3 separate regions of the Mus musculus genome follow, and regions 1 and 3 are each linked to region 2. Evidence: chromatin loops called from intact Hi-C (ENCODE). Cell type or tissue: heart. All regions are shown on one strand. Region 1 has its middle 25 kb from the start of Casq2. Region 2 overlaps Slc22a15 (solute carrier family 22 (organic anion/cation transporter), member 15). Region 3 holds the start of Nhlh2 (nescient helix loop helix 2).

The links. A loop is a pair of places that touch in the nucleus more often than their neighbours do. Peaks named below come from ENCODE experiments on the same cell type or tissue, not always from the same donor. Only the 100,000 strongest peaks of a DNase experiment are listed, where the experiment ranks them.
Region 1: a loop joins it to region 2, with 6 times the contacts of the local background. A loop is called at or near these places in 16 of 42 quality-filtered maps.
Region 3: a loop joins it to region 2, with 2.3 times the contacts of the local background. A loop is called at or near these places in 2 of 42 quality-filtered maps.

Annotation. Positions count from the first base shown.
Region 1 is chr3:102,057,817-102,065,816 of GRCm38, reverse strand. No RefSeq gene overlaps it. Among named protein-coding and RNA genes, the nearest start is that of Casq2, 25 kb to the left of the region's middle. In heart, CTCF peaks have their summits at 3,358 (motif pointing right) and 5,526 (motif pointing left); DNase peaks (open chromatin) are centred at 1,066 and 3,316; H3K4me3 peaks cover 723 bases; H3K27ac peaks cover 5,662 bases.
Region 2 is chr3:101,892,990-101,900,989 of GRCm38, reverse strand. Slc22a15 (solute carrier family 22 (organic anion/cation transporter), member 15) reads left to right here. Exons shown (of 12, transcript NM_001039371.2): 3 at 2,921-3,053; 4 at 3,716-3,880. Among named protein-coding and RNA genes, the nearest start is that of Slc22a15, 27 kb to the left of the region's middle. In heart, a CTCF peak has its summit at 3,864; a DNase peak (open chromatin) is centred at 3,869.
Region 3 is chr3:102,008,263-102,016,262 of GRCm38, reverse strand. Nhlh2 (nescient helix loop helix 2) reads right to left here and starts at 6,118. Exons shown (of 3, transcript NM_178777.3): 1 at 5,938-6,118; 2 at 5,204-5,528; 3 at 771-3,617. The coding sequence starts at 3,609. The coding sequence ends at 3,202. In heart, no CTCF peak of the experiment used is centred here; no DNase peak of the experiment used is centred here; H3K4me3 peaks cover 2,569 bases; H3K27ac peaks cover 939 bases; H3K27me3 peaks cover 4,791 bases.

The DNA.
Region 1 (8,000 bases), 160 kb before region 2:
ATACTGTCATCTGACTCATTGCACGCACTTCAAGGAAACTGACTTCTTCTGAAACTGAACTCTGTATGCAACCCCAGAGCCCAACGGGAGGAGTGCTGGGAAGGAAAGCCCTGAGGACTGTGGCTCTCCGACAGGATTTCTTAGAAAATGGTCCCCTGAGTTCCATCTCCCACTTGGGACTCAAGCACGTTCACTTCCACTTAATGCTCAGGTTCAATGGTGGACAGACTTGTTCCCTTTCATCCTTCACAGCACAACTGAGGCAACCTAATGTTCTCAGGAAGAATTTAATGTTTAGGGAGAACAAGAAGGAAAGGGTGGGCGGTTGAAATGCCTGTTCCAGACTGCGCTGCTCCTGTGACTGGTGTGGTCTCAGGGATTATTGTACAGCAAACACTCATCTCCTGTCCCTTCCCACTGTGGGTGGAACCTTCACTTCCTGACCCATTGGTGACTTTTTTTTCACACCATGGAATGTTAGTGGACATAATGTAAACAGGCTTGGCTTTGTGTCCAGTGACCTGTCCTGAGAAGAACTAGCTAGCCTTGGTCACAGTTGCCTGCAGTCAGACCTCAGTATGATACATGGAAAAGACCTGGCTAAGCTGAGCCAGGATCACCAGCCGCTGGCACACCCTCTGCAATGTCCTCCAGACTATTAACTACGGCTTAATTTTTTATGTGAAAATAAGCTCACCCGTTTCATCACCATGCAAATTTGCTTGTGGCCTTAATAAAGGGTAAAATTGCATGGTCAGCAATCAATTGTTTAAAATAGATGTCTTTGCAATCTGTTATCAGTAAAAGTTGGAAAAAGGGATAGCAAGTGGGGAAAAGCTTAAAACCCTGAGTGCCCCATGCTCTCTTGTTGTTATGGCAAGGGTTCTGGGTTTTTTGTTTTGTTTTTTTTTTAATTCCTGAGTAGGGTGGCAAACTTCTCCTTCAGCAGAGGGTTTCGCTGAACTATCTGGCCAGTAAGAACCAGGTAGACGTGGCCTGGATCAGCACCAGAGCAGTGTGGGCAGGACTTGTCCCATGCCATCGTGCCAACTGAATCTGTCAGCGCCTGCTATCACAATTCTAAGAAGTGGCCCAGTACTCAGTAGCCACTGTAGCTAGTTTTGCTCCACGGCTGTGGTGGTTTCCTGCAGTTCCACTGATGTTACCTGCCTCTGGCCCCCACCTTCGTGCTGTAAACACTATTATGGTGCAATCAGGCTCCTTAAGCTTTTCCACTTTCAATCCTTTTTTGCCTCAGAAAAAATTTTCCATGACTCAAGATATACAAATATATAAAAGAAGAGTATAAATCAAACATTTACTGATAACAAATTATAAAGAAACATACTTTTAAACAATTGGCATACATATAATTTTGTCCTGTATAAAGATAAACACATATCTGCATACTGATGAGGCGTGCCTTTTTTAATTAAAGAAGTAAATCTTAGACGAATATTCGACACTGCTGGACACAGAGCATCTTCACCGTTGGTCAGAATTGACCTGTGCTTTTGTTTTATAATATTCAATGATAAGGCTAACGCTTTGCACAGTGCAAAGTACGAAACGGCAGAAGGATGTTTAGGGTCATTTCTGAAGGTGCTGGAATTTCTGTCCTAGTCCAAAGCCAAAACTCAGTGACTGAAACAGTTTTCTTTAATTAAATACTTGAACACAATACATCCCAAACACAACCTTATTGTATATTCTATGCAAGCTGGAGAACTACAGTAAGAAAATACCCAAAGTCTGCTTGCATAACTAGATCATGTTGTTTCCTGAAGGGTAGAAAACATTGCCCTTAAAGCAGAGCGTTCTTAGTCTGTAACACACAGGCGCCTGGAGCCTCAGCAGAGGTGGTTCAGGCAGACTCACAGCCTCACGTGGCTTCATGGCAGGCACAGTGCAAAGTCTGCTTTAGAACCAAAACTGCAGCAAGGTTGCAGTGCAACAGAGGCAAGCAGCACCAGACCCAGCTCAGACTCACTATGTGCCTGCTTTTGAGTCTGCTTTTGGTCACTGTGTGTTCTGAAACCTTTTACTGCTGGCTTTTTTTATTTTTATTTTTTTATTTTATTTTTTTAAAAAATTTTTCAATCCTGTATTCAGTGGCCTCAAGCCGGAGTGTTATAAACTAGGGTAGATAGTGCAGCTAAGGCTGAACCGCACATTAACACACACCTGAGAACAAGCCCCACCCACCTGCAGCTGCTGTGCCTGCCCCTGCCCTGCACCCCCACCCCGCCCGCCCAGCGGCTGGGACACTCCTGGTCCTCTCTCTCCAGGACTGGCTAATTCACCTGTCTTCCCCTTCAGCACACTTGCCACCTTCTCTGTGGCCTTCCCTAGCAGGATCAAGTCTACTCCAGAGACACTCCCATCCCTTCTTCCTAATACTGAACAGGTGCAGTTTTACATTGTGTGAGCATTTGCTCCCGCCACGCCCAGTACCCAATGACAGGAAGCTTTGTGAGGACAAAAACTTGCTCAGCTCACTTTGGCTCAACACCATGTGCCCAGCACTGTGCCTGACACAGAGCCCTTACGGAATGGGCCAGGCATGTCTCCCTCGAAGTATTAGAGCTCTCCGTCTTCCACACAATCTCTATAGTTCCTAAGATTATTTCCCCCTAAACCCCCTCTGCCACAGCCTGTGAACTCGGAAGCTTCAAGTAACACTTGCAAAGTCCCTTCTGAAGACCCCAATGTCACAAGTACAGGAATAGAAATGGACTCTTATCCTGGGAAGAGGGTGGGGGAAAGCTAATACCATCTGCACGTTGAAAGTGGGAGCACAGTCCCCTCAGTGAAATGGGAGCACGTTTCCATGCTCATTTACACAGCTGGCCATTTGCCGGAAACTGATTCTGCTCTCCTCTCTTGCAACTGTGGGTCTAGGCTATTCCTCCTGTAACAATGATTCTGGCACCAAACGCCACTGGTCTGAAGTCCCCCTTCCCTTGGTAACCCACCCTGGCTTCGGAGGCTCTGTGGGTGAATGCAGACAGTTGGGAGCCGGCCACCGGCCAGGTGTTCCTTAGCAGCTGCCACTCTCCTTCCTTTGTTTTTTCTACCATGTCTGGTTTTAACCCTCATCTGCAAGGCCACTTTGTCTGGGACAGGGAGATAATTTCGTCTAGCGTCTGTTCGGCACTTCCCTGATTACCAGCTGAGCCTGATTACACAGTCTGTGTGCCTGTCCCAGGACAGATGTGGACTGCTGCGCGGGAGGCAGAGGAGAGGTCCAGGGCGAACTCCACTCCTTCCAGCACCTCTCCAGGGCTGGGCTAGCTGCCATTCAATTAATTCACTTAGGCCTCCAGATTCCAGCCCAAAGCCGCTTGCAGTTCTTCCTCTCTCCAACAGGGGGCGGGGTGCACTGACCCGATCCTGTCTCCAGACCTCAGGTCTACCCTTTCCTTAAGGGGATCCTTGGATTTCCTCAGGCTGTCTCCTCCTCTGTTCAGGAGTTTAACAAATCTAGCTAGAACTCTCTGCGAACACTTCTGAGGGGGCTTCCATGAGAGAAACTTTAGGTTTGGAACTTCGGGCAAACCAGACGTCTTGAAACAGACACCTGAAGATGCTGGTTATTTTTGGGGGGGGGGGGGGGGGGAGAGCGCTGGCTCCATTCAGACCTACAGACCTGGTATCTCTGCCTTCCTTTCATGCCTGTACTTAGACTGTCGTCACAGAGATAAGCTGTTGTCCTTTCCTGTTGGCTTCCAAGAACTCACTTATTTTCAGAGCTGACTCCGTGTGTTCCTGTGCTAACTCTGCGCCAGTGAACTAACTCCCCAAACCTTGTCACCTTTCCTCTTGAGTCACCTTGAAGAGTGAAACTGCTCAGGATACCTCTCACTTCACCAAATGTGGCCAAGTTTTCATGAAGACAAGTCTGCTGCCCCAGCAATTAATAGCTTAGCTGTCAATCAACTTCCTACCACCTTGAAATACCTAAAATACCGGAGCTGAGCTATGAGGGTCAGTGATGGGCGGGGCCACCCCTTGACCAGGACTGCTCAGATATACCTCTTGTCCTCTATTTAAACCTAAACCCCTGTCCCTGACAGATAGTCTTGGGCACATTGGATCCTATTATTTATTCATATTTCCTAAGTGGCCATATTGAACAAATCCCCACTAATTCTTTCTGTTACCAGTCTCTTTAATTGACAAGTCAGGGATAGGCAGGCAACGGTAGCCCGTGGTGGTTGCTGGAATCCAAGCTTTTGGATTACAATTTTTGGTAACAAGCTGGGCATAGTGGTGATTGCCTGTAATCTTAGCATTCGGAAAGCAGAAACAGGAAGATCAGAAGTTCAAGGCCATTCTCAGCTGAATAGTGAACTTGAAGTTTACCTGGGTTACAGGAGACATTGTGAAGAAAGAAAGAAAGAAAGAAAGAAAGAAAGAAAGAAAGAAAGAAAGAAAGAAAGAAAGCAAACAGAACAGAATGCAAAAGCAGGTGGTGCTGGAGTCATCACTGAGCAGACTCAGTCTGCTCCCACTGCTACTACAGAGGACCTGAGTTGGATTCCCAGCACCCACATTTGGCAGCTCACAACTGCCTGTAACGCTAGCTCCAGGAGGCCCCATAACCTTCTGCCTTTGAAAGCATCGTCGAGTGTGTGTGTGTGTGTGTGTGTGTGTGTGTGTGTGCATGCTCCTGTGCATACCCACACATAGGTGCACACAAATGCACATAAATAAAAATCTTCAAACCAGACTGAGAACAGTACCACATCAGGAGCTCTCAAAATAGAGACAGACAAACAGGTGTTCTCACAGTGGGGACCCAGGAGTGGGAAGGGGTAACTCTGAAAGGCTTCACAGAAGAACTACCTGTCACTGTCTTACCAAGAATGGCTGGCCTTTATTATGCACAGAGGGACAACCCAAAGAGGCAGAAAGCCCAATGCCTCAAGGTGGGAAGGACAGGTAACCCTCTCTGGATGCTGGGACAGTGGCAGGTGATCCTAGTACCCAGAAGGCTCTCTGTGAAGGACTGTGGTAAGCACAGTGGAAGGACAGGCTGGGTTGAGATTGAAGGGCCAAGAATGTTCTGGAACAAGCCAGTTCACAGTGAGGCTATGGGGCTGCATGTGTCAGCAGCACCTGTCTGAAAGTAAAGGGTCATGGGGCTTTTATAGGAAAATATCCCTTCTGTGTGGCAGATATGGTTCCTGGAGCTTAGGTCACATTGTGAACAAACCGAAGGAGAATACTTTCAGAAAAGGCTATCAGGGTGTGGCTGTGAGCCTGTATCAACAGGAAAGCTCTGCAGACACTCACGAAGCTCTTGCTGTGTGCCCAGACACTGGGGAAGGGTTTGTAGTGCTGGTGGGAAGGCAGCGAAAGTCATAGGGACCCCAAAGTCTGCCTGAAGCCTACGTCCTGTTAAGAACCAAGAACTCCAACACACACAACTAAAGGCTACTCCAGGCTTCTTTTTCTCCTTCAGTCTGTAAACCTTAATTGTCTAAGACTCACCGGAAACCCTATTTACAGTAACAGCACATGTCCTCGCCCCCTAGTGGTTCCTGGTTTTATATTATCTGGTTACAATGGCATCTAAGGCACCTTTGGAGCCACCATTTAATCTCAACAATCAAATGGCAGTGGAGGTAGAAGCAAGGAGAGTCCTTTAGAAACCCACGGGACAATGAAACCCCCAAAGCTACCAAAACTCTGCATCCAGTCACCACTGTGACAAGCAAAGGCCACGCCAAAGGCCATTCTCATACTTACTCTCCTCCCTGTGCACTTCTCCTAACCCCTGTGCTCAGAGCCATGGTAAAATGTCTTTCAATAAGTCTGACCCTTCTTCATGCTTCCTAATCTCAAAACTCTTCTCTGGCAAAGTCAACAACCTGGCTTCACCTAAGCCAAGGTCCCTAAAAGATGAAGGGGGCCTCTTTAGGTTACTGCTGGCAGTTCTGGGCTGTCTCCTGCTATGGCCACTTGGATGTGTCAACTTCATCTAACCCCTAAAGCAACATGAGTGACAGCTGTGACTTTTATCATTGTCATATGGTAACTAAAGAGACCGTCTACAGTGAATGGCTGGATCTTGGTGAGTAGTCTGCTTTACAGCAGATCAAACTGTTTAAGGAACTGTCTGTTGTTTGGGAGTCAGGATTCTGAGTTAGGAGTGGGGAGCTGCACGGGGCAATGAGCACAGGGGGCATCTAACGTGTTACTGAAAACCTCTCTTAGGTGAAAGATAAAGGAGAGACTCTTTGAGAGCAGGGCTGTAGTAGTCAGATATAGGACATTGGGAATCTGGAGTTCTAGAAAGACCAAGTTGGCGAGTCACAATTCCTGTGGAGAGAATTTGAGCAAACTACACATGGAAGGAACCAAGCCATCCTGAATGCCACTTGGATGTGCCCACTTCAGCTAACCCCTAAAGCAACACGAGGTCCCTGTGGCCCAGAGTCAAGGCCTTCCAGTCTTCCTTGGGCTTTCAACTGAGGCAAGAGAATACTGTAGAAGAGGTCCAGGTGAGCTCTAGAGGACATCACACAAAGGCCATGGAACTGACAGAGGAGAAGAAGCTGGTTGGAAAAGAGGAAGGCTGGAACTTTCCTCCCATCCTGCCCCTCCATGTCTCTATGCCTCACCGTCCCTCCTTGCTCAGGCTAAGTAGAACTGGTTGGCCCAGTGCAGCCATGCCTGTGTCTGAAGATGACCTGTGACTCATAACAAACAAAGCACATTCCCCCGGGTGAAAATTTAAGGTGCTAATGAGACACGTGATGCATGAAACTGTATGTAGAACTACATGTAGAAGACAAAGCATGATCAAGAAATCCCATGTTTGGCAGACAAACTCAAAAGACAGATAGATGTGTGACATATGAGATCCATTCTTTGGACAGCGTTGCATTTGTGCTACTAACCTCCTTGTTCTGGTCCACATCTTCCTCCTTGGACTCAAGTGTGCCATCTATTAATAAGCAGCCCCTGCTCCTGCTAATGTCCGTGTGTCCCTATCCAGTTCTTCGGGGACATAAGAGCCTGGAATCCCCCAGAGGGGCCCACTGAACCCTAATATTCACTAATATCCCAACCACCATTCACTCAGAGATTATAACTTGAATTCTCTTTGTCTTTAAATTATTTTTTTAAGTTAAATTTTTATGTGTGTGAGTGTTTTGCCTACATGGATACATGTGTCCCAAATTCACTCCTGGTAGACAAGGAGGTCAGAAGATGGCATCAGATGCCCTGGAGCTAGAGTTACAGATGATTGTGAACTATAGCATTGGTGCTTGGAACTGATCTAGGGTCCTCTACACAAGCAGCAGGTGCTTCTAACTGCTGAATCATCTTTCCAGCTCCCCTCCTACCCCACCCCCATATTTTTACAACAATATTCAGTGGTCTAATGATGACAGTGTCTTAGGGTTTCCATAACTGTGTTAAAGCCAAAAGAAACTTGGGAAGGAGAGGGTTTCTTTCAACTTACAACTCTCAGCTCGCACTCCACCATTGAGAGGAGTCAAGAAAGGGACTCCAGGGGCAATGAACCGAGAAGCAGGAACTGAATAAAGTGAAGGCTCTGGAGGAGTTCTTGCTGACGTGCTTACCTTGGCTTGCTCAGACTGCTTTCTTACACCATCCGGGACCACCTACCCAGGAGTAGCATTTCCACATGGACTGCATACTCCAACATCCATCAAATCAAGAAAATGCTTCCACAGACTTGCCTACAGGCCAATCTGATGGAGGCATCTTCCTAAATTAAGATTCCCTCTTCTCAGAGATGTCTAGGGTTGGTCAAGTTGACAAAACCCAACCAACACAAACAGTTTCACAGTCCTGGTTTCAAATCCCTGCAGCAACTACACCCTACTACTATGAAGGAATCCATCTCCATGGGAGTCTCCACCCCTGGGCTTTCTCGTTTTTCTAACCACCCTTCCTAGCTGTGGAACCTTGTAATTCCCTTTCTGATCACCCCCTCATCTGCAGCTCGTCTATGGTGGGTT
Region 2 (8,000 bases):
AAAAAAATTTTTAAAAAAGAGTTTCTTTCCTATTAATATACATGGAGAGAAAGTGGGATCTTCATATTTTGGATTTGCAAGCAATTCTTCAATTTGAAATGAATTAGTGTACAGAGAATATTCATTCTAATTGCTTTAAAATTTGGCCTGCCATTAACAAAAAATGAGGGAAGAACCACTTTAATAATCTCCAGCCAATAAGGACTTGAATGATTTATACATTTTGATTTTTAAAATCTAAAGATTCATTAAAATGTTTCTTGAAAATGTCAGAGTCATCATTATATTTTGATTTGTTATAGTTTAATTTCTTGTGTCCTGATGATTTCCTGGTTTGGCTCTTATCCTGACACTAAATATCAACCATTGGGTAAGAGAATGAGCTAGCAACTGATCTAGTCTTCCAACCCTCTCCAGGTAGCTAAATCTGCGAACCGTCTTCAAGATACAGGGATCCTGTCTTACTTTATCTTAGTTGAGTTTGGACAAAGTAAAACCTTTTAGATCACATGGTAGCTAAGTAATAAGAATTTAAATGATACTTTAGAAAAACTGAAGACAAAACACATAAAACAGAGTCAGGTCAGGGTTGTGGAAATCTGTCTGTCAGCCGATGGCCTGCCTCTGCCACTCCATTTCATGGGACTCTGCTAGGGAGATACTTCATCTTCTAGCCAGCCATTCTCTAGTTAGCATTGGGGGGAAAAAATCTGCTTTTCAGCTTTTCTGGTCATTCTTGAATGAATTCCAGGAGAAGTGACGGCCTAACCAACACTGACTTGAAGAAAGATTAGTAGAAATTACTTTGACACTTGGAACTGGCAGCCTGAGAATCAGGATTTGGAATTTGCTGGCTAACTGTCCCTTGGGCCATTTCTTCCTAAAATCATTGTCCAAGTTGACAGCTATTCAGTTGCTGAGGGATAGTAAGTACTGTAGCCTTTTTAGTGGATATGAGAAATTTGGTAAATACAGTCAACGGAATACTCACTTCTCCCTGGTTAACAGAGCCAGCTCAGTGTCCACCTAAGTGCCTTCATCGTGCAAACAGATTGGCAATCCCTAAAGAACAGAGAAAGGAAGGCTAGAGCTGCAAGCCAGTTTTTAAAAGCATGTAAGCATGAACATTAAGAACATGATGACTATAACAAGTATCTGAATTAGGAGGGTAATTCCATCTGCTCCTGTCTGTCTGTCACAGGGGCAGGGCTGACCCTGTGATGGATGCTGAGCTGTCTTCTGCAGGACAGCATGGCATCTACTGTCTCATTTGTCCATTTCAGAATATGTCGCCACGCTCATTCCTCCTGAGCTGAACATTCTTCTGCAGACCTACCGGTGTATCCAAAATAAATGAACTTCTCACAGAACAAAACTCTTCTCCAAGTGCCAGAGCTCTCTTCATGACTCTTACATGACATTCTGACATATATTATACCCTGTCTGTCATGAGCCTTAGGACTGTCTTGTCTAGACCTTCATCAGTCCAGGCTTATAGGAGATACAGAGCAAGAAGAGAGAGAGAGAGAGAGAGAGAGAGAGAGAGAGAGAGAGAGAGAGAGAGAGAGAGAGAGAAGATGTGCTTTGGGGGCCCTAATGAATAGTGTCAGAGCCTAGAGAAGGGGTAACATAAAAACAGAGTCAGGCGGCCCAGAACAGTGCCACTTGAGAATTCTCAATAAGAAGGGCCCTTGGGTGACCCTGCAAGGGCACTGGGAAGATGAAATATGAAGATTCTTGTACCCTCCGAGGTTGCTATCTCTGTGACATACTGTACTGATCTCTACTACTAAGCATCCCTAGACAGGGTGTCAGAAGATGGTGCTGATCATAATCTAAGGTCATGATTGTCTTACAATAGATAATCATACTCTAGGAATTCCTGTTGTGGTAAATACGCATGGCGCAAAGCTGACATTATCCACTTAACATAAAGAATAATGTTAAGGGTATAATTCTGTGCCCTTGAGTATCTTCACACTATCCTGCAGCCATTGCCACTGTCCATCTCTAGAGGAAAGTCTGATTCCATTAAACAGTGGCTCTCTTGCTCCTCCTCCTCTAGTCCCTGCAACCACTACTCCTTATCTTTGTCTCTTACAGGTACCTCATGTGACTAGCTTTATGCAGTATTTATTCCTTCATGCCTGGCTTGTTTCACTTACTATAGTGTCTTCAGAGTTTATCTGGGCTGTAGCATGAATCCGACTGTGTTAGCTTTAAAGGTTGGATAATATTCCACTGTATATGAGTCTAGCACACACGGAATGTTTCTACTGCACGGATGTCTGTGCAGTGCCCTCAGAACCCAAAGGATGGCATTGGATCCCTGGAACCAACTGGCGCTACCAACAGTTGTCAGCTGTCATGTGGGTGCTGAGAATCAAACCTGGGTCCTCTGGAAGACCAGCCAAGTGATCTTTAACCTCTGAACCATCTCTTTAGCCCCATTTCCCATTTTAATTTTTTTTTTGAGAAACATATTCAAGGAATTTTAAACACACTAGTCTGTTAAAAGAAAGAATTACTCACTGGTCACTTCAAATGTGCCCTGGGATGTGCAGGCATCAAGAAAACAGAAATGGAGCAATGCATCTCCTCTCCAAAGACTGCCATGGATGCAGGATAAAGCCGCAGTCAACAATCAGATATGCAATTAGCACTTACATGCTGTGTTCCGTTCTGTTAGAAGTATATGAAGAATAATCTGGAAATAAACCACTCCAGCAATGGCTTCCAGCATTTCTGAAGCTTGGATATGGTCTAAGATGAATATTATACCAGATTCTGGCTAATAGCGGTTGATGCAGTAAGGTGTCCCAGTCTGGGCTGTATACAAGACTAATTTAGTTCACTGCATATATTGCTGTCTGTGGCCTAAATTGTCCCCTTTCTGTTTCTTCCTTTCTTTTTCTTGTAGTGGTTTTTAATTGCCAACCGATCTTACAAAGTCAGCGCGGCCAGCTCCTCTTTCTTCAGTGGTGTGTTTGTTGGTGTTATCTCCTTTGGTCAGCTTTCAGATCGATTTGGAAGGAGAAAAGTCTATCTCACAGGTAATCTGTCGCCATATGCATACACTGAATAAGAGGCTTTATTTTCCCAGGACTGTTATGGAAATACTAAGGGGGGGTTATTTTCTGAAAGTCCTCTGTGAGTTCGCAGGTGGACAGAGAGCTTCTGTTTATTACATTGGCGCGAAGCCACGCGCCACTCGTGACGACTCCGGCCAAGCAGTTTTTTGGAATGAGCTCACCTGGCTAAGACCAGATATTGTTGTTAAAGACATTTTTTTTTGACAGTGCTTTCTGCAACCCCCAAATTGTAATCTCTGCCCTGCTCCTAAAGAGAGCAGCGAAGGAGTGCCACAGCCTTCCCTTCCATTGCCTGTATTTTTCTCTGTTGATTTATTTCAAATGAGCTCTATAGGACCTGGCGTAGCTGTCTCGACAGGCCGAATATGAACGAGGATTTTCAATTCCTAGCATTATTACATATAACTGAAAAGTGGTGTGTGATTGACAGAAATTGTAAAACAAAGAAAACAGGCCTTGGTTTTTCTTTCTCATTTTCAAGGCAAATTGGTAGAAAAAAAAACCATATCTCAGGGCATTTAAGTTTACAAAGGTTTATTTTACAAACTGATGAATATAATTTATTATTTTCTCCAAATGCTGTTTTGCTTCTGGGTCATTGAATATTGTTCCTCTCTCCCCAGGTTTTGCTCTTGACATCTTATTTGCTGTCGCAAATGGATTTTCCCCCTCATATGAATTCTTTGCAGTAACTCGCTTCTTGGTGGGCATGATGAATGGAGGGATGTCCCTGGTGGCCTTTGTCTTGCTAAATGAGTGCGTGGGCACCGCCTACTGGGCACTTGCAGGTACTGCTTCACTTTTGCAGTGAGAGTCAGAAAACACACTTGGACTTGAGGCACTTGCGATCTACAGGTGAAGAGAGCAGTGAAGGGTGGCCACGCCTTCCCTTCCATTCCCCTGTGGTTTTCTGTGTAGTAGGGTATTCCGTACCCTAGTGCTGGGAACCCGAAGTGTTCCGGATTCCACATTCTTCTGCATAATGCCTTGGAGATGTGGCCCAATTCTAAACACAAAATGCATTTACATTTCATAGTTGCTTTATGCGCATAGCCTGAAGGTGATGCTATGCGGCATTTTTAATGTCTCTATTTTGGGTTCAAACCGTCATGTCCAGGTAAAGAATGGATTTTTTTTTTTCCACTTGAGGAATTGTGTCACCTCTACAACCGTTTCCAATTTAGGACATTTGGGATTGGGGGTTTTCGGATTTGAGGGTGCTCAGCCTGCATCACACTTGTCCTCTCACATGTGCGCTCCAAGGTGTCAGAGATCATGATGTTCATATTCCCTGGTGAGAGTCTTTCTTCCCTGGGTCTGCCTCACAGACAGGTGGCCAGATGACAGTGGCGAGTGGCCCATTTGCTCAGAACAGCATTCATCAATTTCTCCCCGACACTGGGAAACAGGGCAAGGGCAGGGAACTCTTTCTCCTGAGGCCCCTTACTTCATTCTAATGACTTCCATTTCGTGGCTTTCCTCGTTCTTACTGTTCTCTCTGGTCGATAGAGGGCATCGTAGGGGCATTTCTTACTGGTGCCAAATTTCTAAATTGAGGCCATATTTTGTATCTCTAATAATTCCAACATCCTCCCAAGGTCACACATACAGTAAAAAAGAAGTGTTTAAAATTTTTACAATTTTAAGATTTTGTGTGTATATGCATTCACACGTGCACGCGTGCGAGCACAGGTGCCCATACGCACATGCTCAGAGAGAAACTTGCAGGAGTAGTTCTCTCCTTCCTCCATGGGGCACCTGGGGGCTGAACTCAGGTCATCGGGCTTGGCAGCGAACTCCTTTACCCACTGAGCCATCTCACTAGGTTGTGTTAGGTAGGGTTTCTATCGCGATGATGAAACACCGTGACTAAAATCAAGTTGGGGAGGAAGGGTTTATTTCACTTGACTCTTGCAGTCTGCAGTCCAGGCAATTAGGGCAGGGACTCGGGGAAGGAACCTGCATGCAGTGGCCATGGGGGGAGTGCTGTCATTGGCTTGCCTCTTTATGGCTTGCTCAAGCTGTTTGCTTACAGGGCCCAAGACCACCAGCCCCAGAGTGTCACTGCCCATCAATCAACAACCAAGAAAGTATGCCACAAGCTTGCCAATGGTCCAGCCCCGTGGGGGCATTTCTTAGCTGAGGTTCCCTTTTTCAAAATGGCTCTAGCTTGTGCTATATTGACATAAAGTAACCAGCATAAAGGCTGGGGGCCCGAGGAGGTGGCTCAGAGAGTGAAACACTTGCTGGTTTCAAATTCTCCAGCATTTACATAAGAAGCCAGGCATGACAGTGTATGTCTGTCACCTCTGCTGGGGAAGTGGCAACAGTTCTGGTTCAGTGACAGATCCCTTTTCAAATCACAATGTGGAGAGCAATAGAGGAAGACAGTTATCAGTCTCTGGCCTCCACATGACCAGGCACAAGCACCTGCATACACAGCCCTATCGCACACGCGCACATGCACTCACACACACGCACGTGCACATACTATGTGACTTCAAATATTGTCTTAGGAGAGTACCTATATCTAAACCTCTGCCTTTTAGATTATAGCTTTGCACTGATAACTTTTGGAGATTCTTTTTAAAAGAAGAAAAACTTTCATTTACTTGACAGTCTTTTGTACCAATACAGGAACAAAATTGACCTTATGATTGAAAAAAAATGTATCTAAATGTCAAAATTATGAGAGAATGCCATTTCTACTCTTTAGAACTAAGTCACTAATTTTTAAAACTCTCTTGAAATTATAATTACATTTCTCCCTTGCCTTACCTCCTTCCAGACCTTCCCTCCTGTCATGTCCCTCCCCAGCCCTCTTCAAATTCATGCCCTCTTTTTATTGTTATTGTATGCATCTATGTAAATGTTTTTTTTTTTAATTTTTTTTTCCATTTTTTATTAGGTATTTAACTCATTTACATTTCCAATGCTATACCAAAAGTCCCCCATATCCACCCACCCCCACTCCCCTGCCCACCCACTCCCCCTTTTTGGCCCTGGTATTCCCCTGTACTGGGGCATATAAAGTTTGCAAGTCCAATGGGCCTCTCTTTCCAGTGATGGCCGACTAGGCCATCTTTTGATATATATGCAGCTAGAGTCAAGAGCTCCGGGGTACTGGTTAGCTCATAATGTTGTTCCACCTATAGGGTTGCAGATCCCTTTAGCTCCTTGGCTACTTTCTCTAGCTCCTCCATTGGGAGCCCTATGATCCATCCATTAGCTGACTGTGAGCATCCACTTCTGTGTTTGCTGGGCCCCGGCATAGTCTCACAAGAGACAGCTACATCTGCGTCCTTTCAATAAAATCTTGCTAGTGTATGCAATGGTGTCAGCGTTTGGATGCTGATTATGGGGTGGGTCCCTGGCTATGGCAGTCTCTACATGGTCCATCCTTTCATCTCAGCTCCAAACTCCGTCTCTGTAACTCCTTCCATGGGTGTTTTGTTCCCAAATCTAAGGAGGGGCATAGTGTCCACACTTCAGTCTTCATTCTCCTTGAGTTTCATGTGTTTAGCAAATTATATCTTATATCTTGGGTATCCTAGGTTTGGGGCTAATATCCACTTATCAGTGAATACATATTGTGTGAGTTTCTTTGTGAATGTGTTACCTCACTCAGGATGATGCCCTCCAGGTCCATCCATTTGGCTAGGAATTTCATAAATTCATTCTTTTTAATAGCTGAGTAGTACTCCATTGTGTAGATGTACCACATTTTCTGTATCCATTCCTCTGTTGAGGGGCATCTAGGTTCTTTCCAGCTTCTGGCTATTATAAATAAGGCTGCTATGAACATAGTGGAGCATGTGTCCTTCTTACCTGTTGGGGCATCTTCTGGATATATGCCCAGGAGAGGTATTGCTGGATCCTCCGGTAGTACTATGTCCAGTTTTCTGAGGAACCGCCAGACTGATTTCCAGAGTGGTTGTACAAGCCTGCACTCCCACCAACAATGGAGGAGTGTTCCTCTTTCTCCACATCCTCGCCAGCATCTGCTGTCACCTGAATTTTTGATCTTAGCCATTCTGACTGGTGTGAGGTGGAATCTCAGGGTTGTTTTGATTTGCATTTCCCTGATGATTAAGGATGTTGAACATTTTTTCAAGTGCTTCTCTGCCATTCGGTATTCCTCAGGTGAGAATTCTTTGTTCAGTTCTGAGCCCCATTTTTTAATGGGGTTATTTGATTTTCTGAAGTCCACCTTCTTGAGTTCTTTATATATGTTGGATATTAGTCCCCTATCTGATTTAGGATAGGTAAAGATCCTTTCCCAATCTGTTGGTGGTCTTTTTGTCTTATTGACGGTGTCTTTTGCCTTGCAGAAACTTTGGAGTTTCATTAGGTCCCATTTGTCGATTCTCGATCTTACAGCACAAGCCATTGCTGTTCTGTTCAGGAATTTTTCCCCTGTGCCCATATCTTCAAGGCTTTTCCCCACTTTCTCCTCTATAAGTTTCAGTGTCTCTGGTTTTATGTGAAGTTCCTTGATCCACTTAGATTTGACCTTAGTACAAGGAGATAAGTATGGATCGATTCGCATTCTTCTACACGATAACAACCAGTTGTGCCAGCACCAATTGTTGAAAATGCTGTCTTTCTTCCACTGGATGGTTTTAGCTCCCTTGTCGAAGATCAAGTGACCATAGGTGTGTGGGTTCATTTCTGGATCTTCAATTCTATTCCATTGGTCTACTTGTCTGTCTCTATACCAGTACCATGCAGTTTTTATCACAATTGCTCTGTAGTAAAGCTTTAGGTCTGGCATGGTGATTCCGCCAGAAGTTCTTTTATCCTTGAGAAGACTTTTTGCTATCCTAGGTTTTTTGTTATTCCAGACAAATTTGCAAATTGCTCCTTCCAATTCGTTGAAGAATTGAGTTGGAATTTTGATGGGGATTG
Region 3 (8,000 bases), 120 kb before region 2:
TAATTCGATCTCACGTTTTTAGGATCTAGGACATTTCCTGGCACACAGTATGTCCTCAGCAAATGGTCACTGTGAGAGTGAGTTATCTCACCATTATTATTCAGAGAATCTTCTCTCAGTCTGCCCAACCCTCATGGTGCTGGATCCTTACTACCTTCAAGGGATAAGCCAGTTACGCTCTGCTCTAGGGAGAGTCACAACACTTTAGTCTCTTCCTGGAGGATTCAAAACAGCTTTGTAAAGATCTCCTCTAGGACCCTGAGGGTTGTGTACCTGGGGATGTGCCCCTTGTCCTACTTCAAGCGCAAGGACATACTTGGTCCCTGGAAGTCAGCGAATGGATCCCTCTCAGGTGTAAAAGGGAGAGCTGTGTTGGTCAGTTAGATTTCACTCAGTGCAAGACAAGGTCTGTGGAAGCTTTCCAGAGGTTAGGAGTTTCTTTAACACAAGGTATTTCCTAGACTGGCTCTGTGAAGGCTGAGAGCTGTCACTTCCTCCTGTTCCCTAGAGCCACCCACAGCTACAATAGTGTCACAGATCACAGGTGTCTTCGCAGCCCATAGACTGAACAGCCACTGCTGCTGTGGCCAAGACCTTGTCCCAAGAGGAGTAAAAGAAAGATGTTCTTTTGCATACCCTGGGTCAGAAGGGACTTCAAACCCCACACCTCCAGATAGAAGAAACCAAAACCTTGCTTGCTAAGTTTTGGTGAAGCTTACTACAAGAAACCTGGAAGAAAACCAAAAAACACTATGAGCCACAGACTGTGTGGACATAAACTGACAATCCATATAGTCACTTTTTAATATGGAAACTGGAGATTTGGTGTGGTATAGTTCAAATAGTCTAGATACGTATGTACATACAGGAATACAGTTACAAGTTATTCATGGGTTCTGCTTATACAGTATGCCAGACCCAGGTTTGTGCAGATGAGTGTTCCTGATAAAAAGTTGTTTTAAGGCAAGTGTGTCATGGTGCTGAGCGTGGGTACCAATTAGATGTTTCAGTGACACATGCTTTGTGCTTAAGTGCCCAGAGGGAAAGCTGTCAAAAAGGGTCTGTTCACTGCCTTTTTCTTTTGGGCAGGGTCTCACGTAGCCCAGGCTGGCCTCAATTTCACCGCATAGCTGAGGATAGATGACCTTAAGCCTCTGGTTCTCCCATCTCCAACTCTCAGGTGCTGGGTTGATGGATGTAGGGGCCACTCCCTGATCTTCCCTGCCACTGGATGCAGACACCTCCTTAGCCCCGAGTTTTCCCAAGAGCTTGGGTTAGACAGTTACGAAGTTCCTTTTAGGATAGAAAAGGCATCTTATGATCCCTGTACTGCTCTTATGGACACATCTCCCTGCTTTTCCTCATGGACGAGACCTGATCTATACCATCCCAGGCTGGGCTGCATACGAATTTTATATGTGTATAAAATTTTGTTCGTGTTTTTGCTTAACTAACTCCTTTCTAAAGAACTGAGTCCCTTATGACATTTCACGCCTGGCCAGGATGTTTGATTTCTAGACAGATGCTTAAAATAAAGAGGAGAGCTTTAATCTGATACCTTTATTTATATGCAAAACAGCGCACCAGTCATGAGATATGAAAAACTCGTCAGGTAGAAACCAGGTTATATCTATTTTCACTACAAAATATTGCATTATATAAAGCAACAGAGACACAAAAAAACCCTGAAAAAGACTAAAATCTTTGGATAGCAGATGTGGTTCTTCTTCTTCTTCTTCTTCTTCTTCTTCTTCTTCTTCTTCTTCTTCTTCTTCTTCTTCTTTCTTCCTTGTCTCTAAAATACACCTCTTACTTTAAGAGTTTCACAGCTGAGAACATGAAACATTTCTAGGTCATAGACTTTTCTTTTTGGTTGTCACAGAGGAAAGTAGTTCTGAATTCTTTTTTCGTTTCTTTTTTAGGAAAATAATGTAATTTCCTAAAATCATCCCACGCACAAACGTCACGCACACACACAAAGGAGCTACTCTCCTTAAAAACAGTAAAGTACTTTTCAGACAAAACTACTGGTAAGAATAACAACACTTAACTTTTTATAAAACTATAATAGTGAAGGGCTAGTGTTGCTGATCTCACAACCAAAGAACCAACTTCTTGATATATAAAATATGCTTAGAAACAGGGGGAAGCAGGGACTCTCTTGTACAAGTGCAATATAATCAGGAAAAAAAAAGAGGCAAAACCACAAGATAATCTCAACAAACACATAAAGAGTTAGACGCAATTATTTCACGGGGGTTGGGAGGGAGTGTAAACACTTGACTATAAATAAATTGGCACAGAGTATCCAAAGTAAAATTATCACCACTCTGAAAAATAAATGTCTTGAAAAAAATACTCTACTCCTTCTAACATAAATAAAAATAGGTTGTCTTTTTCTAACTGCATCTATGAGTCCACATGTTAAGGTCACAAATAGACGGGGTGTTTTTGGATATTTAAAGGGGCATTTTGCCCGAAAAAGCAATCAGATGTTACATTTTCCATTTAAATATGGATTTTTCTATCTACTTTAGTGTCCTATCTTGGGGTTAAAGTCTCACCAAGCTCAAATCCTGCCACAGTGTATGTCTGTCTGTTCTGAATGTATTTTTTTTAACCTCACCAAATATTCAGGATTTTATTTAGATTAGAATGTAATTTTTCATTTGCCATGGTAACAAAAAGTTTGCTGGTACACCTTTCTGTGTCTTAATCTAGATATGGAAAAGATTTTCATCTTTTTTTTTCTCCCCAAGGTTTGGTGATTTGTCAGTTAGAAAAATCCCAGATAGTCATAGTTTGAAGCCATCAGCCTGGGCTAAGCTGTCCTCATTCTTTCAGAACGTGAAGGTGTGTAGGATAGAAATACAGGGAAATGAAAAGCCTCCAGTAGCTTAAACCAACCACCCCCTCGGGGGGTCCTAACACACTGAGGGGAGGCCCCAGGGCATCTCATTCTAGGTGCCTCCAGAAGGATTTTCTGGCCAGGAAAATCCCCTTGCAAGCCCCAGGTCTTTCTACCCAACCCCACCTCCCAGGCTGGGAAATCTTCTCCTGTTGCCTTGATGACTAGAAAGAACAGGCTGCAAAGCTTTCTCCTGCGTTCAAGTGTCTCTGGGCAAACCTCTAGCCTGGCAGTCCGGATGAGTCGCCTTTGGCAGTCTTCCGGACCCGCGGCCTCCCGCGGCGTAGCCCTCCCTACACGTCCAGGACATGGTTGAGATAGGAGATGTAGCAGATGGCCAAGCGCAGAATCTCGATCTTGGAGAGCTTCTTGTCCGGAGGCAGCGTGGGTAGTAGTTTGCGGAGCTCGGCGAAGGCCAGGTTGAAAGCCTCCACTCGGATGCGCTCGCGGGTGGCGTGGGCCGATCGGTACTTGGCCGTGGCGCGCCGGCGGCGGCGCTTTTCTTCGCGGCTCAGCTGCTGCGGGTGCGGGTAGAGCGCGGCCCGGCTGCCTCCCTTGCCGTCGCCGTCCGCCTCCTCCACTGGCTCTAGGTCCGACACGCTGCCCAGAACCTTGGTGTCTGCGCCGCCCAGAGACTCCGGGTCCGAGTGCGTCGAGCTGGGGTGATCTGAGTCGGCGGCTTGGTCCGGACTCAGCATCATTTTGGAGGCTGATGGGGAGTCAGAAAGTCAGTTAATAAAAGGAATCTGGTTCTTGATTTGCAAGGAGTAGTGGCGAGGGCCTAGCAAACCTGGACTTCTAGGAGGGGACCTGGGGACACTGGTCCTCTCCTCGTTTCAGGCCCACGCAAGTGGGGAGGCAAGGAGCGGGTATCAAAGCGCATTCTGAACCCACACAGAAGACTGCCAGAGGGGCCAGTGGCGCTGGGGCTGAAGAACCGTGGACCTCTGGGGCCGGCTGACATCTTGAGTCTCCTCTGGCCAGACATCAGCTGCTCTCTCCCGCCTCCCTTGCTCCGTTCCCTTCCCAGACACAGGAAAGATCCCGAAGGGATGGATGCCCGAAGGATGGATGCATCTGGGTTTTAATGGAGATGCAGAGTGTGCTTCCCACCCGAGGGCCTAGGGCAAGGCAGCTGGAGACTCCCAGCGCCTGAGGGTCTGGGCTACGCTGGGGTGCGGGCGAACCCCATCCTGGAACCTAGGCCGGGAAGGCTTTCTTGCCGTCCCCTCCCCGCGTTTCTCCGAAATAATAAAGAAATGACCGAACACATGTGTTCGGTCCTTTCAAAAGAAAATTGACTCCTCGGCCCTCATACTCTCCCGGAGCACCATCTGTCACGCAGACTGCCACACACATTGGGGACCTAGGGACGTGGATCACACAATGCCCGGCAGTCTGCCGACTACCTCCCGGGAAAACGCAGGCGGCCAGGTCGCTGCGGGCGAAGGGGCTGGGGAGGGCCAGAGAGGGATGGACTCCGAGGCACCAGTGCGGGACGCCCCGGGCGCAAGCTGTATCTGTGCGGGTGAAGTTCGTGAGCTTAGGGGACCGGAGCCCCGCAGCCCACCGGCGGCCCAGGGAGGCCTGGCCGCGGCCCCGTGTCTGCGCCGGGCTTTCCCCAGACGATGCCCTCCTGGAAAAGCCACCTCGGGCCGGCAGCTCGAGGGCCTTCGCGTCTTCGAGAACCACTGGGCTTGCGGGTGATCTGGGTGGGCAGATGGGGATAGAAACCTGCCTGAGCTGAGCTTTTGGGCCTCCGCCACCAGGAGGGACGACCGGGCTATGACCTCTGTACCCCGCCTTGCCCCTCACAGGCAAGGCTCCTGAGTAAGAGCCTCGCTTCAGAGAAACAAAAGCCAGGGAGGGGATGTAGGTTCGGCTCCTGGCCTCGAATTTGCCCAGGAGAGACCTGAGCTCAGAAACAGCTTTCCGTGCAAGGAAAACGGATCCTCAGAATAACAATAAATGAACCAAACGAACTGCATGCTGCTCCCCCCGCCCCCCAGGCTTTTCTCTACGTTTATAAGTGAAACAACTCACACCTACGCAGTTGGCGTGAAGAGGTAGAAATACACAGGGAGAAAAATCATAGCAAACCACGACATAGTTACAGATCGGACAAAAAGTTCCCGGGCTGTCCCCCCACGCGTTTAAATCCTCCAGATATTTAAATAGTCATAAATGGTATTTCTCGTGGGCATTTAAGTCTATGACCATGTGTGAGGAATACATCTATAAAATACAATATGACTCAACTTAATCTAAAGAAAAAGAGACGTGAAGATGTCTTACCTTGCAAGAGCCCTGTCGATAATCTTTTCGTCAATCTTTTAGAGTTAAAATTCCAGGAAACAAGGAGGAGAGATCCTGGCAAATATTAAAAGCAGCCAATATTTATTACATTCGCAGATGAAAAAGCAGCTGTCATCTCGCCGACCACCACAACGAGCGGCGGTGTCTTAGCGGGTGTATGGTTGTTCACTTAGTTGATGGATTGAAAACGCCCGTTTGTTTGTTTGTTGGTTTGTTTTTAACTGTTCTTAAACATTTCAGGAAAATTCGTTGTTGATCTTTATAAGTCGAAGTGTTGAAACCTCACGCCTCCCCACTCAAAGGGCTGTATAAATAACAAAAGAGATGCTGAGATAAAAACAATCACATCAAAGGGACGATTCCTCCACTTTCTAATAGCAGAATAATCAATAAGAAAGATGGTTAAGATAAAATTCCATTCCTTGAGGACTCCTTCCCTTCCCTTAATCGGGCTGGGGCGAAACTGGGAAGTGCGGTCAGGGATGGAAGGGGCTCAGAAGTGATTTTTCTCTTCTTCTTCAAGATAATGCTTTGTTCAGCCGGTGTCTCCCCAGTTCCCAGGAACAACAATACAGTAACTAGGGCTTAAGGTTGCCTCTGTCTTGTCCCTCATCTACTTCTGTGTTGTATAAGCAGACGCCAATTTTGCAGTTTCAAAGTCTTTCAAGGTTTGGTTACACCCCCTACCCTACCCCACTCCCTCCCCTCTTTACCTTGTGGTGAAATGTATATAGTCAGTAGCTTGGAGATGCTGGAGAGAGATTGGAGAGAAGTGGACGTCTTCTGGAGTAACAGTGACAGGGAAGCAGAGAAAGGGGAGCTTGGGAGAGCCAGAGAGGAGAGGCAGCTGCCTGTGTGGCTTCTTGGCTCTTCTGGTACCAATTGATTTAGCCTGGAGATGGTGGAAGAGATAAAGGCTTAAGAAGGGGGATGGAATTTTTTCCCCCTAAATTGATATTTAATGGGAAATCCTATTGGACAGAAACCTGGACACGAGTCACTTAATTGGACTTGACATCTGTCACAGTGTGGGAGTTTTCACAGCCCAAATATTTTAGCAGATCAGATTCCCACTGAATCTGTGCCATAAAATATAGCAGTTGAAAGCAGCCCATGATAGAAGCCATAGCATCTACAGCGTCTGGCCACACAGGCGGTTCCTTGTTTTCAGATTATTGATGCAATATTTAAGTGCAAGTAGACACTATATGAACATGGAAAATTCCTCTGGCATTTTGTGAGCCAGCATTTTTTTAAATCAATAGTTAGAAAAATAGTTGTGCTGGGCACATGAAAGCATATTCTGTCTATGACACTGTAATTAAGGTGAACGATCCAGACAGGCAATGCTAACATTTATGTAAAGTGAAGTGTCTTTTAGAGGATGCTTTAATCATGATTATTTAAGCATATGGATGTTTTGGAGAAAGGTTCTACTATGAGACCAGCTTATTAATAGATGATATTTTAAAGGACGTTTGACACATTAGTTTAAATCATTGGTGGAATTAGGAGCAGAATCCAAGTAGTTAGAGACCACTAGATAATTCTACTTTTTGAGTTATGTTTGGTTTTCTTTTTCTTTACCCATTTACTCATGTTCATTATTCGCTGTAAAATATGACACACAGTATGTGCAAAGACAGTACTTTATTCTTGCCCATCCTAACACGTGAGTGAATATATTTAGCTGGGTGGCAATGTAATTGTGCTAAAATGTAAATATTAAGTATTCTAGCATGCAATGCCTTTGCCTAAGATGACCTCCAGTCCCAAATTTATGTGTTTTACAAAATTAAGGGAAATTTACTGTTAGTCACTATCAATTATATATTATTTGCTATTATTTACACATTGCCAGTGATACCACTAATTCTGTCTTCTTTCTGTCTATCTTCCTTCCTTTCTTCCTTCCTGTCTTTCTTTCTTTTTGGTATTTTTGACAAGGTCTCACTATGCAGCCCTGGCTGGCCTGACCCTCACCATGGAGACCAGGCTGACCTCAAACTCATAGAGATATGCTTGTTTCTGCTTCTCATGTGTTGGGATTAAAGGCATGTACCATCACACCCAAATACTATTTTTTTTTAGATTGATTAAGCTTAGAGGAAATGAGAGAATAATAGCCAACCTCCTGTCTCCCTGTTCCTAGGTGAGTTTTTGTGGAGAGGAGAACCTTCACTTTCTCTTCATAATCACCTTTGTCCTATAAAGAGGTATTGTCCTCAGGGGAGGGCTGTAGAGCTACCCACCTAGAGAGTGGCCCTCTGGGTTCCTCATGGCTGTGATGTATATTGTTTGCCTTTGTTCACATCAGCTCCAGGAGGGTAATGGGCCAGAATAGGCAGGGTAGAGGGAAAGAAGGGAATATGGTACCAGTGCTGCTCAGCCTCACCTCTGCTCAACCCAGGTATCCCCAAGCATAGAGATGGGCAAGCAGAGAAGCCCCTTCCCTGCAGGGCTGGTGGGAGCCAGGAGTGACGATGTGGGAGAGAGGAAGGTTTCCCAGCCTGGCTAGCAGCAGCCAACACTAAGCACTAACACACAACAGAGATGTACACACAGATGCGCACCCTCAGATACTCATGTCTCCTCACCATCTAGAGCTCACACAAGCTGTCTGGCTCAATTAGATGCTTGGGCAGATGGACTGAAAACTGTGGTGGCTTTTGTTACCTGAGCTCTAGAAAGCACAGCTGCTAGGATAGGAGTGGCCCGTGTCCCTGGTCACCCTCGTGTTGGGAGTTGGATGGGAAAGAGGATGCTCAAACCATGG